Regions from separate parts of the Homo sapiens genome. Here all the other regions are linked to region 1. The links are chromatin contacts, found by Hi-C or POLR2A ChIA-PET in ENCODE. All regions are on one chromosome and are shown on one strand. Each heading gives the region's core, a stretch centred on a gene start or an enhancer-like site at or near the end of the contact. The rest is flanking DNA. Distances are from core to core; before and after follow the strand shown. Region 1 overlaps RRAGD (Ras related GTP binding D). Region 2 overlaps ANKRD6 (ankyrin repeat domain 6). Region 3 overlaps GABRR2 (gamma-aminobutyric acid type A receptor subunit rho2). Region 4 has its middle 6.4 kb from the start of GABRR2.

Region 1 (3,276 bases), core at 413-2,912:
AAAGAACCTGATACAGGGAATGACTCGCGACTGGGAATGGGGCTCTTCAAAGCATAGGAAACAGGTTCCCAATTCTTTGCGTCCAACAAAGTGAAAGGAGAACCTACTCTGGAAGCCTGTTGTTAAACTACTAAAAATAATTTTTCATGATAGAAAACTTGGTAATTTAGGGGATATAACTTGGAAGGAATCTGAATAGCAGTATGAATGCTAGAATAAAACTCACCTCATATCCACCTACTTACTTATGTGAATAAAGTTTCTCAGTGCTTATAACTATATAAACAGAAAACAAAAATGGAACTGATGCCAAATATTGTCTTATTCAAGCATGGATATATGAAGTGGAAAAAATATCAAATATCCATCTTCTAAAGAGGGATATTTATCTCAAATTTTACTTTTTATATGTAATAATCATCTATAAAATACATAATTATATTATCTTAAGCAATAATTATAATAATTTATTTCAGAAGAAAAATTTTCACACCTAGAACTTTATCTTCATAGGAAATAATAAACAGTTTAAAATGTAAATTTATACACATGTTTTTGTTGCAGAGAACCTGTGATCTTTTGTAGATGTTGACTAGCGGTACCATAGTGGGGATGACATATTTGGCCTAAATGGGCCCCTCCATCAGTGAGGTTTCCTAGGTCTATGATTTGCTGAAGTGTCAATTGTTCCCTAATGCTCAATGGGTTGATTGTTGGTCACGGCTGGAGCCTTTTAACTTTGGCAAAGTCTGAGAGCCCTGACCAAGAAACACTTGTTTGGTAGAAAGGCCTATTCCAGAGTTTAAAAACCAAACCAAAAACATGGGGTGGGGTGGAGGGGACCGGCCAGGCCATCATACCCCTGAGACTCTGAGCTTTACCTGTGAGTCAATGACAAATATCAGTGCTCCTGTTCCCCGGAAGATCATCTCATAGTCAAATGTAGGGTCAAAAAAGTCAATCTGTCCTGGGAAGTCCCAAATCTGAAAATTGACAAAGGAGCTGTTGGAAACATCTTCCCGGCATATCTTATTAGTGCTCTCCAAGAACAGAGTTTCGTTGGGAGACATTTTGTGAAAGACAACTTTCTGAATAGACGACTTGCCGCTTCTCCTCAGGCCCATGAGCAGGATTCTCGGCTTCACTTCAGTGCTGAAGGGGTCACTGAAGTCCAGAACTGGAGAAACCACAAAATGAGAATGAAGGTGAGATGCTTTCACAGAGGTTAATTAGAGGAGTTTCACTTCCACCTCAAATGTGATTTATGATTCACAGATGATGCCACTCTTCCAAAGAGTGCTAACTACAGTCCCTCCACTTAAACCCCAAGTCTTGCTGACTTCACAACCTTAACACTTAACCGCTGGTCTATACTTCCCACCAGGCAAAGGGGACAGCTTTTGCTAAGTGCAAAACACTCAACAATAGAGTCTCGCCACTTCTTACACCATCCCGGAGGCCAGACACCAATATAATGCCACATCACAAGCAGGGACTCAGGAGCGTGAAGAGAGATTTATTTCCTGGAGCAGACTGTGGAAAGAATCCAGGTCTGAGCATTCAGGAGCCATATTGTTCTCTGAGAAGCCATCACTAAAGAGATGCTTGTTGACGTGAGTTATGCCTCTCTTAGTCACCCTCCTCTGGCTAGTACTCTCCCAAGCCACGAAGGCCTGGAAAATGGGCCTTGGACTAGATGTCGCAGGTTTGGATTGTGTTACACAGCAGATGCAAAGTTTGTGAAAGGCAGACATCTCTCAGGCCCACCCTGGCTCAGGGCCCCCATCCAGTAAGGTAGCTACTAGCCAAATACAGCTATTTAAATTAAAATCGATTAAAATTAGAAATTCAAATCCTCCTCCTATGATGTTTCTAGAGAAGCCAAATTCATAGACACAGAATGTTTTCAGGGGTTGGGGGAAAAGACGAATGGGGAGTTCTATGTTTAATGGGTATGTAGTTTCAGCTGGGGGAATATGAGAACATTCTGGAGATGGATGGTGGTGAGGGGCGCATAACAGTCACATTGTTATGTGGCCCTCACCGCCAAAAATGGCTAAAACTGTAAATGTTATGATGTTATATATATTTTATCACAATAAAAATTTGGGGGTTCCTCAGTTTCATCGTGGCAAGTACTCAATAGCCACATCCAGCAAGTGGCTAACGTATTGGACAGCACAGACACAGAACAGCAGTCCCCAACCTTTTTGGCACCTGGGACCAGTTTTGTGGAAAACAATTTTTCCAGGGACCAGTGGGATGGTGGGGTGGTTTCAGGATGATTCAAGCTGGTTACATTTATTAGGCAGTTTATTTCTATTATTATTGCATTGTCCTATATAATGAAATAATTCTCAAGTCACCATAATGTAGAATCAATGGGAGCCCTGAGCTTGTTTTCCTGCAACTAGACAGTCCCATGTGGGGTTGATGGGAGACAATGACAGATCATCAGGCACTGGATTCTCATAAGGAGCGTGCAACCTAAATCCCTCACATGTGCAGTTCACAACAGGGTTTGCACTCCTATGAGAATCTAATGCCACTGCTGATCTGACAGGAGGCAGAGCTCAGGCAGTAATGCGAGCAATGGGGAGTGGCTGTAAATACAGACGAAACTTCGCTTGCTCCCCCACTGCTCACCTTCTGCCATGCAGCGCAGTTCCTAACAGGCCACAGACTGGTACAGGTCTGTGGCCCGGGGTTTGGGGATCCCTGACATAGAACATTCTTATCCTCACAGAAAGTTCTAGAGGCCAGCACTACACCAGTTCCTGGTAACAAAAATTCAATCTTAAAATCCTTTGCTAAGGGTCCTAGAGGGATTAGGCATTACTGGATAAAAGTAGGAGTTGGTGGGCCGGGCGCATGGCTCACACCTGTAATCCCAGCACTTTGGGAGGCCGAGACGGGCGGATCACGAGGTCAGCAGATCAAGACCACCCTGGCTAACACGGTGAAACTCCATCTCTACTAAAAATACAAAAAAATTAGCCAGGCGTGGTGGCGGGCACCTGTAGTCCCAGCTACTCAGGAGGCTGAGGCAGGAGAATGGCATGAACCTGGGAGGCGGAGCTTGCAGTGGGCCGAGATCATGCCACTGCACTCCAGCCTGAGCAACAGTGTGAGACTCCGTCTCAAAAAAAAAAAAAAAAAAAAAGAAGTTGGTGTAACAGCTCAAAACCCTGTAGGGCTCTCTCTTTCCTTCGTTCTTGAAACATATAGTATTAATTCCACAATGTTCTTTAGTCCTAGAAAACCGCTTAATTGGTA
Region 2 (3,276 bases), core at 380-2,879, 88 kb after region 1:
ACACCCTCCCAGGATAGCCTGTGCCTAGAGTGTGAACACACTGCCTATAGATTCTTCCAGAAAACCTCACAGTGAAGGGTGTTGATGGACAAGAGAGCTGTGTGTGATGCTACACAGCTCACCCAACTTCTTTTATCTTTTTTCCCACATCTCTGTAGCTGTCATTAGCTTGAGGTAGAGAAAAAATGTTCAGAATGTACAGTGATCCCTAAACAAATTATTAACAGAGGTCATAAAGGCATTTCAATCTGAGGATATCTAACATGAATAACTTTTAGACTCACTCTGTCACCCAGGCTGGAGTGCAGTGGCGGGATCTCGGCTCACTGCAAGCTCCACCTCCTGGGTTCATGCCATTCTCCTGCCTCAGCCTCCTGAGTAGCTGGGACTACAGGCGCCTGCCACCACGCCTGGCTAATTTTTTGTAGTTTTAGTAGAGACGGGGTTTCACTGTGTTAGCCAGGATGGTTTCGATCTCCTGACCTTGTGATCCACCTGCCTCAGCCTCCCAAAGTGCTGGGATTACAGGTGTGAGCCACCGCTCCCAGCCTTTCTCATCTTTTTAAATCTGAAAACTGCCCACTACAGTGTTGCACTGGATGTAGTCCAGTGTGCACATCCACCCACAGTGAAAGTGAAACCAACCATGAGTTGAATGAAGTATTATGGGAGTGTTTGTGGGAAGCCTGACAAACCTAAAGTTTGCCTCTCATTTTCTAGTGTAGTAGTGGATTCTTGGTACGGTTATAAGCTGTTCTAGACAGTGCGAAATCTAGTGTTGATTTCACTTTGATTTGAAATTATTTGTGTTTTTACTTTGGCTCCTTTACAGCCAGAGTAAAACTTAACTTATATTCTTGTATTCCAAGTTTAACTTATTTTCCAAGTTTAGCTTAACCTATATTCTTGACCTGATCAGAATTTTTGGACTTTGGGTCAACCATAAAGAGGCTCAATATATAATGAGAAATTTGTCTCACTTTAAGTTGTCAGAAAGCAGCACCCAAAACGCTCTATGTAAAACATGAATAGATGCATGAAAATACAACTTATTTAAGAAACAAACCCAAGGAGCCCAAACCTAAAATCTGGACCTTTCTTACTTAAGCAAAAATATCAGAGTCATGCACGTATGACTCTTATTCCATGACTGTCTTCAAATTGACTCATCACATCCCTGTTTTCAAATTAAATAGTTGCCATATTCTAAATTCTGTTTATGAAGTTAGGAGGTAAACAGAAAACAATCTAAAACCTGCTTATTTCAATTGATTCTGTTTGTTAGCATATCTGTACTGGCATGAATATGATTGGAACATGCAGAGTTGTAGCACACCCTTATTTCTGGTTGATTGCCAAAAATAAAGACATCAAAGAAAATAGAAAAACTGGGCAACAAATCATAACTGCATAGGTTTTTAAATTTAGTAGTTATTCTAGATCTCTCTCCATAGCTTTTCTGAATGAAACTGTCCCTCTCACAGCCCCCAGCCTCCCACTGTCCTAGATAGATGAGGTGATTGTTCTCACCACCTTTGGATTTGTACATGTGTGGCATTGTTTTCATAGGACAGATTCCCAGATGTGGAAATGCTCAAAGAGAGTGAACATTTAACAAATACTGCCAGATTGTCCTCCAGAAAGGTTGTACCCATGTGCACATCCACCCACAGTGAAAGTGAAACCAACCATGAGTTGAATGAAGTATTATGGGAGTGTTTGTGGGAAGCCTGACAAACCTCAAGTTTGCCTGCCATTTTCTAGTACAGTAGTGGATTCTTGGTATGGCTATAAGCTGTTTTAGACAGTGTGAAACAATTTACAGGTATCTTTAGCAAAGAACATTTTCATAGGTACTTTTACATGAAAAGTGTTATAATATTAAAGAATCTTTTAAAATAATGCATAATGCCACTCTTGATACATTTTCATCTTTTGTAGATTATCATCTACATGTGAATATATTTTACCAGTTATAATTAATATGTGTATGTTTTTGTGTTTTTGTTTTTTTGTTTTGTTTTGTTTTGTTTTTTTAAGACGGATTCTTGCTTTGTTGTCCAGACTAGAGTGAAGTGGCTTGATCCTGGCTCACTGCAACCTCCGCCTCCTGGGTTCAAGCAATTCTCCTGTCTCAGCCTCCCGAGTAGCTGGGATTATAGGCGTGCACCACCATGGCCAGCTAATTTTTGTATTTTTTTTAGTAGAGACAGGATTTCGCCATGTTGGCCAGGCTGGTCTCGAACTCTTGACCTCAGGTGATCCGCCCACTTTGACCTCCCAAAGTGCTGGCACCCAGCCAATATGTGTGTATTTTTATCTTTGACTTTTTCCACAAAACTGTCTTATAAGCTGTTTCCTGTTTCTCCATATCTTTCATCATGGCTATTTAAAAGCTGCATGTTGTATTTTGTTATTATACCATACTTTGTTAATTCAGTTCTTAATATTGAATATTTAATATAAAACTAGATACTTAAACTGCATGTTCTTAAGTGATAAGGTTGATTGGTTTGATGTGGTTATAAAAGTAATACAGTGCTTATAGAAAAATTTGGAAGACACAAAAAAATAGGATGACACATACAAATTGTCCTGTAACTCCTGTTAATAAATTCTGTGAGCATTAGGATGTATTTCCTTCCTGTCTTTTCTTAATATTTTATTTTCTTGTTTTATAGTCTGCAACCATGCTATTTGTGAACAACATTCATTTTTACATGTTTTAAACTCTTTTCAAATATCATTTTTCCTTTTTTAAAAAATATGAAAGGTTTTTGTTTTGTTTTGTTTTTTGAGACGGAGTCTCGTTCTGTCGCCCAGGCTGGAGTGCAGTGGCACAATCTTGGCCCCCTGCAAGCTCCGCCTCACGGGTTCACGCCATTCTCCTGCCTCAGCCTCCCAAGTAGCTGGGACTACAGGCACCCCCTACCACGCCCGGCTAATTTTTTGCATTTTTAGTAGAGACGGGGTTTCACCGTATTAGCCAGGATGGTCTCGATCTCCTGACCTCGTGATCCACCCACCTCGGCCTCCCAAAGTGCTGGGATTACAGGCGTGAGCCACCGTGCCCAGCCGGTGAAAGGTTTTTTTTCTTCTGGTGAAAGTAATTTGAAATTGTTACTGTAAATTGAGAAATAATCCCAGTCATCTATAATTCCATCACCTAGAGGCAAACATCATGAATAATTTGGTTTATTACCTTCACATATTTTTCTCTTAAAAAAAAATTTGAGATCATACACCATCATTGTTTCTTAATTAGGGGGTGGTCAT
Region 3 (3,276 bases), core at 315-2,814, 89 kb before region 1:
CAGCTAGGAGGGGGGTCCAACCTCAGCTGACCTGGGACATTTACTTCACCTCTCTGTGCCTCAGTTTCCTCATCTGGGGACAATAATAGTATCTACTTTGTAGAACTGATGAGAGGATTAAAATAAGATTACATATATATATGTACCTTGATTAGAATGGTGCCTGGCATAAAAAAAAATCCCTATGAAAGTGGTAGTTGTGGCTGGGCACAGTGGCACACGCCTGTAATCCCAGCACTTTGGGAGGCTGAGGTGGGTGGATCACTTGAGGTCAGGAGTTCAAGACCAGCCTGGCCAACATGGTGAAACCCTGTCTCTACTAAAAATACAAAAGAATTAGGCATGGTGGTGCATGCCTGCAATCCCAGCTATTCAGGAGGCTGAGGGAGGAGAATCGCTTGAACCTGAGAGGCAGAGGTTGCAGTGAGCTGAGATTGCGCCTCTGCACTCCAGCCTAGGTGACAAAGTGAAACTCCGTCTCGAAAAAAAAAGTGGTAGTTGTCATGCATGTTATTGTTGGTTATTGTGTTTCCTAGCCACTGTACGCCTCTATGCTCTTAACTGTTGCTGTGCAAGAAAAGTGGAGCTTCTTGCTTTTGGGGACGCCTTGCTTAGACTTCCTGGAGCAGATGTAGCTATTTTAAAGCTGCTTATTAGTATAACTTTATTTTCGTAAAATTCCTTGGCAGGCTTGCCCATGACGAATCCCCGAGGAAACCCAAGAGCTACCAGAAATATGGTGGCCTCTTCTTGACCTTCCGTGGGCGTCAATCAGGTTGCGGTTGGAAGGGAGATGAGTCACAGGCCTGTAATCTGCCACCTGCTTTTCTCCTTCTGCTTAGCAGGTGTCAGAGCTCAGGGAATTTAGTGGGAGGCTTTGAGGCCTTTTAAAATGCATAGGCTTCTGGGATAAATTAATTTCTTAATCCCTTAACAGTCACACAAGAGGAAGGTCTGGCAGCTGGGTTTTTCAGAGGGGACAGGAACAAATGTCTGTCAGGGGTTTTACATACATTATCTTGTTTAATCTGGACAACAACCCCATATGTGGGGATTACTCTCCCCATTTTATAAACAAACAAATGGAGGCTCAAAGGATTGGTGACCTGCCTGGAGGTCACAGCTACTCCTTTTTACTGCCCCAGAATGATAGGACCTACTAGAGGATCAAGGGCAGAGAAAAAGGAAAAAGGGAAGCCAGCCCGCCTGGGTCTGTCTTGGCCAAGGTTCATCAACTGAAATTCTTGGTGCCTCAGTTTCCCCAAGAGGAGAGGAAAGTTGGCCCAGGGATCTCATACATTCTGCTATTCTTACCCCACTCTCTGCCTAGTCAGAGCAGATGACTGATTCCTTTCCCAGCTGCTATGGCCTGAATGTTTATGTCCCTGACAAATGTGTATGTTGCAATCCTAACCCGCAATGGGATGGTACTAGGAAGTGGGCCTTTGGAAGGTGATGAGATCCTGAGGGTGGAGCCCTCACCAGTGGGATTAGTGCTCTTAGAAAAGAGGCCCTAGAGAGCTGCCTTGCCCCACCCACTATGTGAGGTTACAGTGAGAAGGCACCGTCTATGAACAGAAAGTGGGCCCTCAGCACACATGGAAACTGTTGGCACCTTGATCTTACTTCCGGCCCCTGGAAACATGAGAAATACGTTTCCATTGTCTATAAACTGCCCAATCTATGGTGTTTTGTGTGAAAGCCAGAACTGACTAAGACACTGTCCACCTTCTCCATAGCATTTCTCTAGTTCCTGGGAAGGACACCCACTGGCCATGCCTCCCCTCCCTGACCCCAAGACTAACAGAGCACCTTTGGGGGCAGGTGTGCAAGAAATCTTTGTAATGAGTTAAGCTCTTGTTGCTGCACTGGAAAACAGGTGACTCCATCAAAACAGCAAACTCCCAGGTAGTCATGGCAACAAAGTTGCAATGCCTTGTTCAGAATTCCACTCACACCCAGACACACACACATGCCAAAATAGTGCAGAGGGAGGGCCACACTAGGACTTTTGAGGATCCTGGGCACCTCTGCCTTCATGGGCCTCTTCCTCTATAAAAATGACAGAGGAGCTATTTTGTGTCCTGATTCTCCTTGCCTGCTCTTATATTTGTAGGACAAAAAAGTTGGCAGCTGCAGGGCCTGTCTCCTTTGTGAATGTAAATGGCTTAGTCACTGGTGGGCCCTCTTTAGTCAACGGCCCTCTCCACTACTTCCTGCTCTTTTCTCCTTGGGAAAATTAGGGACTCAGGAAATGGAGTCAGATTTATGTGAGTGGGAAAATTGCACCATCTGAGGAAGCGCTGTGCCAGAGGGAGCCAGAGAGGGCAGCACATCACATCCCTGGGGCCAACCTCCCACCTGGCATCAAGGAAGAACAGTCCTACCTCCGAAGGCGGGTCTCATGCTGAAGTCGTGCTCGTCCACTCTGAGAAGCTGCTGAGGCTTTCCCTTCCGGATCTTGGTCACATCAAGGTTCTTCTTATATAAGTGACTGTGAAGACAAGCAAGAAACTATTTTCCATCGGCTCTTCAATGCATTGAGTGAGATGATTTGGGCTATTACTCCCTGCAAGATCTACCTGTTAGGTACCTTTTCTCCATTCTACTTCTTGGCCCAGGGGAGAAGGAGGGCTGAAGGACCCTCCACACACACGCCAGATCCTCACAGGTAGACTGACCTGAGGACCAGGTTCTTCTGGAGCCTTCTGAAAGTGGATGCCCTCCTGGGCAGGACAACATTCTACCTTGGTAAAGGCTATAATTGGATGAAAATGGTTGGATTGGCTGCTAGCTAGACTAATAAAGAAGAAAAGGGAGAAGATCAAAATAAACACAATTAGAAATGAGAAAGGGGGCTAGGTGCAGTGGCTCACACCTGTAATCCCAGCACTTTGGGAAGCTGAGGTGGGCAGATTGCTTGAGGTCATGAGTTTGAGACCAGCCTAGCCAACATGGTGAAACCCCATTTCTACTAAAAATACAAAAATTAGCTGGGCATGGTGGCACACACCTGTAGTCCCAGCTACTCAGGAGGCTAGGGCACAAGAATCACTTGAACCAAGGAGACGCAGGTTGCAGTGAGTGGAGATTGCGCCACCCGGGTGATAGAGTGAGACTCTGTCGCAAAAAAAAACAAAAAGAAATGACAAAGGGGATGTTACCACTGACCCCACAGAAATACAAATAACCATCAGAGACTACCATGAACAACTCTGTGTACACAAACTAGAAAACCTAGAAGAGATGGATAAATTCCTGGACACATACACACCC
Region 4 (3,276 bases), core at 447-2,946, 66 kb before region 1:
ACATGCCAACCCGGAGATAGCTTCCTCTCTAACCAGAGACATTTCAACCCCACAGTAACCTTTTCCTCACATAGAAACACTCTGAACCTACAATAAGCTCCCCTCTTCCTAAACCCTTAAATATCCTTAGTCTGTAAGAGAGAACACTCCTGACCAAAAATCGGCCAGAAGCCCCTCTCAGGTTTATTCTCCAAAATAAACCTGTCTTTGACTGTTGAGCCACTTTTCATGTTTCTTTCCTTTTTCTTTAACTCTTACAATACGTTTATCACTGCACTATTTACGATAGCAAAGACATGAGACTGATGTGCTGCCTCCTGCACTAAGGAGGCAACTTCCATACCAAAGATACAGAATCAACCTAAGTGTCCATCAACAAAGGATTGGATAGAAAAAAATAAGGTATCTATTTATGCCATGGGATGCTACTTAGACATGAAAAAGAATGAAATAACATCTTTTGCAGCAACATGGATAGAACTGGAGGCCATGATCCTAAGTGAAATAACTTAGAAACAGAAAGTTAAATACTGCATGTTATATAAGTGGGAGCTAAACAATGGGTATACATGGACATACCGAGTAGAATAATAGATACTGGAGACTTCAAAATGTGGAAGGGTGGAAGCGGGGGTGAGGGTTGAAAAATTACCTATTGAGGCCAGGCATGGTGGCTCACGCCTGTAATCCCAGCACTTGGGGAGGCCGAGGTGGGTGAATCACCTGAGGTCAGGAGTTCGAGACCAGCCTGGCCAACATGGTGAAATGCCATCTCTATAATAAATACAAATATAAATACAAAAAATTAGCTAGGCATGGTAGCATGTGCCTGTAGTCCCAGCTACTTGGGAAGCTGAGGCAGGAGAATCCCTTGAGCCCGGGAGGCGGAGGTTGCAGTGAGCTGATATTGCGCCATTGCACTCCAGCCTGGGCGACTAGAGAAAGACTCTGTCTCAAAAACAAACAAAAAACAGAAAAATTATCTATTGGATACAATGTTCACTATTTGGGTGATGGTTACACTGAAGGCCCAGATGTCACCACTAAGCAATATATATGCATGTAAGAAATCTGCACGTGTACCCTCTAAATATATACAAAGATAAAAGTGTTTTTAAAAAGAGGAGCAGACAGGGATATGGGAGAAAGGTCAGAGAGAGACCTTGCTTTTGAGACTTATTTCTGAGGCCTTTCAATTTTCAAAGCACGCAACATGCTGAATCATTTTCTGCCCCCAACAGAGGCATTAGCGTATGGCATGTCAACTTAAAATCATGAGACCCATACGTTTGGAAAGGAGAAATTTATTTCTTATAGAGAATTGTAACCTGCAGGCTGGGAAACAAAGCCTCAGGCTGAGACAGAAAGCAGGCACTTCTAGGGAGGGAGCATGTTATGGGAGTTTTATACTTGAGGATTGGCTAGGCATGCATATTTGTCAGGATATGAGGGCTATGAATATTTATGAGAGGAGATCACAGGTGATAAGCAAACATGTATGTCACATACGTCCCATTTTCATGTTAGGGTGGAGACAATGTTAAAATGCAGCAAAATTAGTCTCTATACCTCAAAAGGTGAAACGGAAGACACAGAAGTACCTTGTGTGCAGCCTTCATGGACAGAACTGCAGAACCACTCTGCGGTCAGTGGTCACTTATCAGGAAGGAATGCCTTGTCAGTTGTCGTGTGGAAACTGCAGGAGGGGAGGGAAGTTCCCCTGCAGCATTAAGCAATTGGCTAAAGTCAGCAAAGGAGTGTCTTGTGTTCTTTGTCTTTCTAAGTTTGGTTTCTGTTTAACTCTTAGGAAAGTCTGGCGAGTGTTAGTGAGGAAGGGGGTTCAGTGAGGCATGACTGACCTTCCCATGGCTGGGAGACATAGTTTTTAAAGTTTTTCTGGGGTCACCTTGGCCAAGAGGGGTTCATTCAGTCAGGCACTTAGGATTTTTCTTTTATTTTTATTTCAATAGCTTTGGGGGTACAAGTGGTTTTTTGTTACATGGATGAATTCTATAGTGGTAGATTCTGAGATTTTGGTGCACCTGTCACCCGAGTAGTTTTTTATCCCTAGCCCCCTTCCCAACCTTCCCTTTCAAGGTCTCTTCTAAGTCCATTATATCACCCTGTATGCCTTTAGGTACTCACAGTTTAGCTCCCACTTATAAATGAGAACATACAGTTTTATACACCAACAACAAGCAAGCTGAAAATCAAATCAAGAACTCAATCCCTTTTACAACAGCTGCAAAAATGAAAATAAAATAAAATAAAATAAAATAAAATACCTAGGAATATACTTAACCAAGGTGGTGAAAGATCTCCACAAGGAGAACTACAAAACACTGCTGAAAGAAATCATAGATGACACAAATGGAACACAAAACCCATGCTCATGGATTGGAAGAATCAATATTGTGAAAATGACCAGACTGCCCAAAGCAATCTACAGATTCAATACAATTCTCATCAAAATACCAACATCATTTTTTGCAGAATTAGAAAAAGCTATCCTCAAATTCATATGGAATCAAAAAAGAGCCCAAATAGCCAAAGCAATCCTAAGCAAAAGAAACAAATCTGGAGGCATCACATTGCCGGACTTCAAGTTATACTACAAGGCTATAGTTACCAAAAAGCATGGTACTGGCATAAAATTAGGCATGTAGACTAACAAAACAAAATAGAGAACATAGAAATAAAGTCACATACATACAGCCAACTGGTCTTTGACAAAGCAAACAAAAACATAAATTGGGGAATGGACACCCTATTTAATAGATGGTGCTGGGAAAACTGGCAAGTGACATGTAGAAGAATGAAACTGGATCCTCATCTCTCACCTTATACAAAAATCAACTCAAGATGGATCAAAGACTTAAATCTAAGACCTGTAACCATAAAAATTCTAGAAGATAACATGAGAAAAACTCTTACAGACATTGGCCTAGACAAAGAATTCATGACTAAGACCTGAAAATGATTTTATTTTTATTTTGCAGGTGGTAGTTTAGCTATAGGAAAGGATGAAATCTTCAGGGACATATTAAGAGGTCAAAGTTCAAGCACAGAATCTTGGAGAATCTTCACTCTTAAAGGATGGATGGAGCAGCCAGAACAAAAGCATAGAAATGTCAACCTAAAATAATGAAAAGTCTCAGGATCCAGTTAGAGTTCATTCAAGTGCAAAGTATGAGGGTGGCCATCAGGGAAGCAGAGCTACACCCAAGAATGGTGATCAGTTGCACCAAGTGTGGGAAAAAATGAGGATTGTTTATA

The links. Hi-C counts contacts between places; a loop is a spot of excess contacts on that map. ChIA-PET counts read pairs that join two places held with the same protein, here RNA polymerase II (POLR2A). Pooled maps may share reads with other maps.
Region 2: a loop to region 1 is called in a pooled map, with 5 times the contacts of the local background. The contact joins two enhancer-like sites. A Hi-C loop is called at or near these places in 1 of 168 maps with a recorded cell type or tissue (natural killer cell), 4 of 37 single-sample maps with no recorded cell type and 8 of 50 pooled maps. POLR2A ChIA-PET finds 5 or more read pairs at or near these places in 1 of 52 experiments (naive thymus-derived CD4-positive, alpha-beta T cell).
Region 3: a pooled map shows a loop between it and region 1 (7-fold over the local background). The contact joins two enhancer-like sites. A Hi-C loop is called at or near these places in 4 of 168 maps with a recorded cell type or tissue (CD4-positive, alpha-beta T cell, CD4-positive, alpha-beta memory T cell, GM12878 and 1 more), 24 of 37 single-sample maps with no recorded cell type and 13 of 50 pooled maps. POLR2A ChIA-PET finds 5 or more read pairs at or near these places in 4 of 52 experiments (CD4-positive, alpha-beta T cell, activated CD4-positive, alpha-beta T cell, activated CD4-positive, alpha-beta memory T cell and 1 more).
Region 4: a loop to region 1 is called in a pooled map, with 2.3 times the contacts of the local background. The contact joins two enhancer-like sites. A Hi-C loop is called at or near these places in 4 of 168 maps with a recorded cell type or tissue (HepG2, gastrocnemius medialis, heart right ventricle and 1 more) and 5 of 50 pooled maps. POLR2A ChIA-PET finds 5 or more read pairs at or near these places in 6 of 52 experiments (BJ, OCI-LY7, WTC11 and 2 more).

The regions. Positions count from the first base shown.
Region 1 is chr6:89,386,414-89,389,689 of GRCh38, forward strand. RRAGD (Ras related GTP binding D) reads right to left here. Exons shown (of 7, transcript NM_021244.5): 2 at 882-1,177. Among named protein-coding and RNA genes, the nearest start is that of RRAGD, 24 kb to the right of the region's middle. RefSeq lists an enhancer at 970-1,029. Within about 2 kb of position 1,663, at least 3 of the 41 ENCODE cell types and tissues checked have a DNase peak (open chromatin) inside an H3K27ac peak, as active enhancers do.
Region 2 is chr6:89,474,167-89,477,442 of GRCh38, forward strand. All of the region lies in intron 1 of ANKRD6 (ankyrin repeat domain 6), which reads left to right. Among named protein-coding and RNA genes, the nearest start is that of ANKRD6, 43 kb to the left of the region's middle. Within about 2 kb of position 1,630, at least 2 of the 41 ENCODE cell types and tissues checked have a DNase peak (open chromatin) inside an H3K27ac peak, as active enhancers do.
Region 3 is chr6:89,297,372-89,300,647 of GRCh38, forward strand. GABRR2 (gamma-aminobutyric acid type A receptor subunit rho2) reads right to left here. Exons shown (of 9, transcript NM_002043.5): 2 at 2,388-2,494. Among named protein-coding and RNA genes, the nearest start is that of GABRR2, 16 kb to the right of the region's middle. RefSeq lists enhancers at 1-1,157, 543-852, 1,279-1,348. Within about 2 kb of position 1,565, at least 17 of the 41 ENCODE cell types and tissues checked have a DNase peak (open chromatin) inside an H3K27ac peak, as active enhancers do.
Region 4 is chr6:89,320,100-89,323,375 of GRCh38, forward strand. No RefSeq gene overlaps it. Among named protein-coding and RNA genes, the nearest start is that of GABRR2, 6.4 kb to the left of the region's middle. Within about 2 kb of position 1,697, at least 4 of the 41 ENCODE cell types and tissues checked have a DNase peak (open chromatin) inside an H3K27ac peak, as active enhancers do.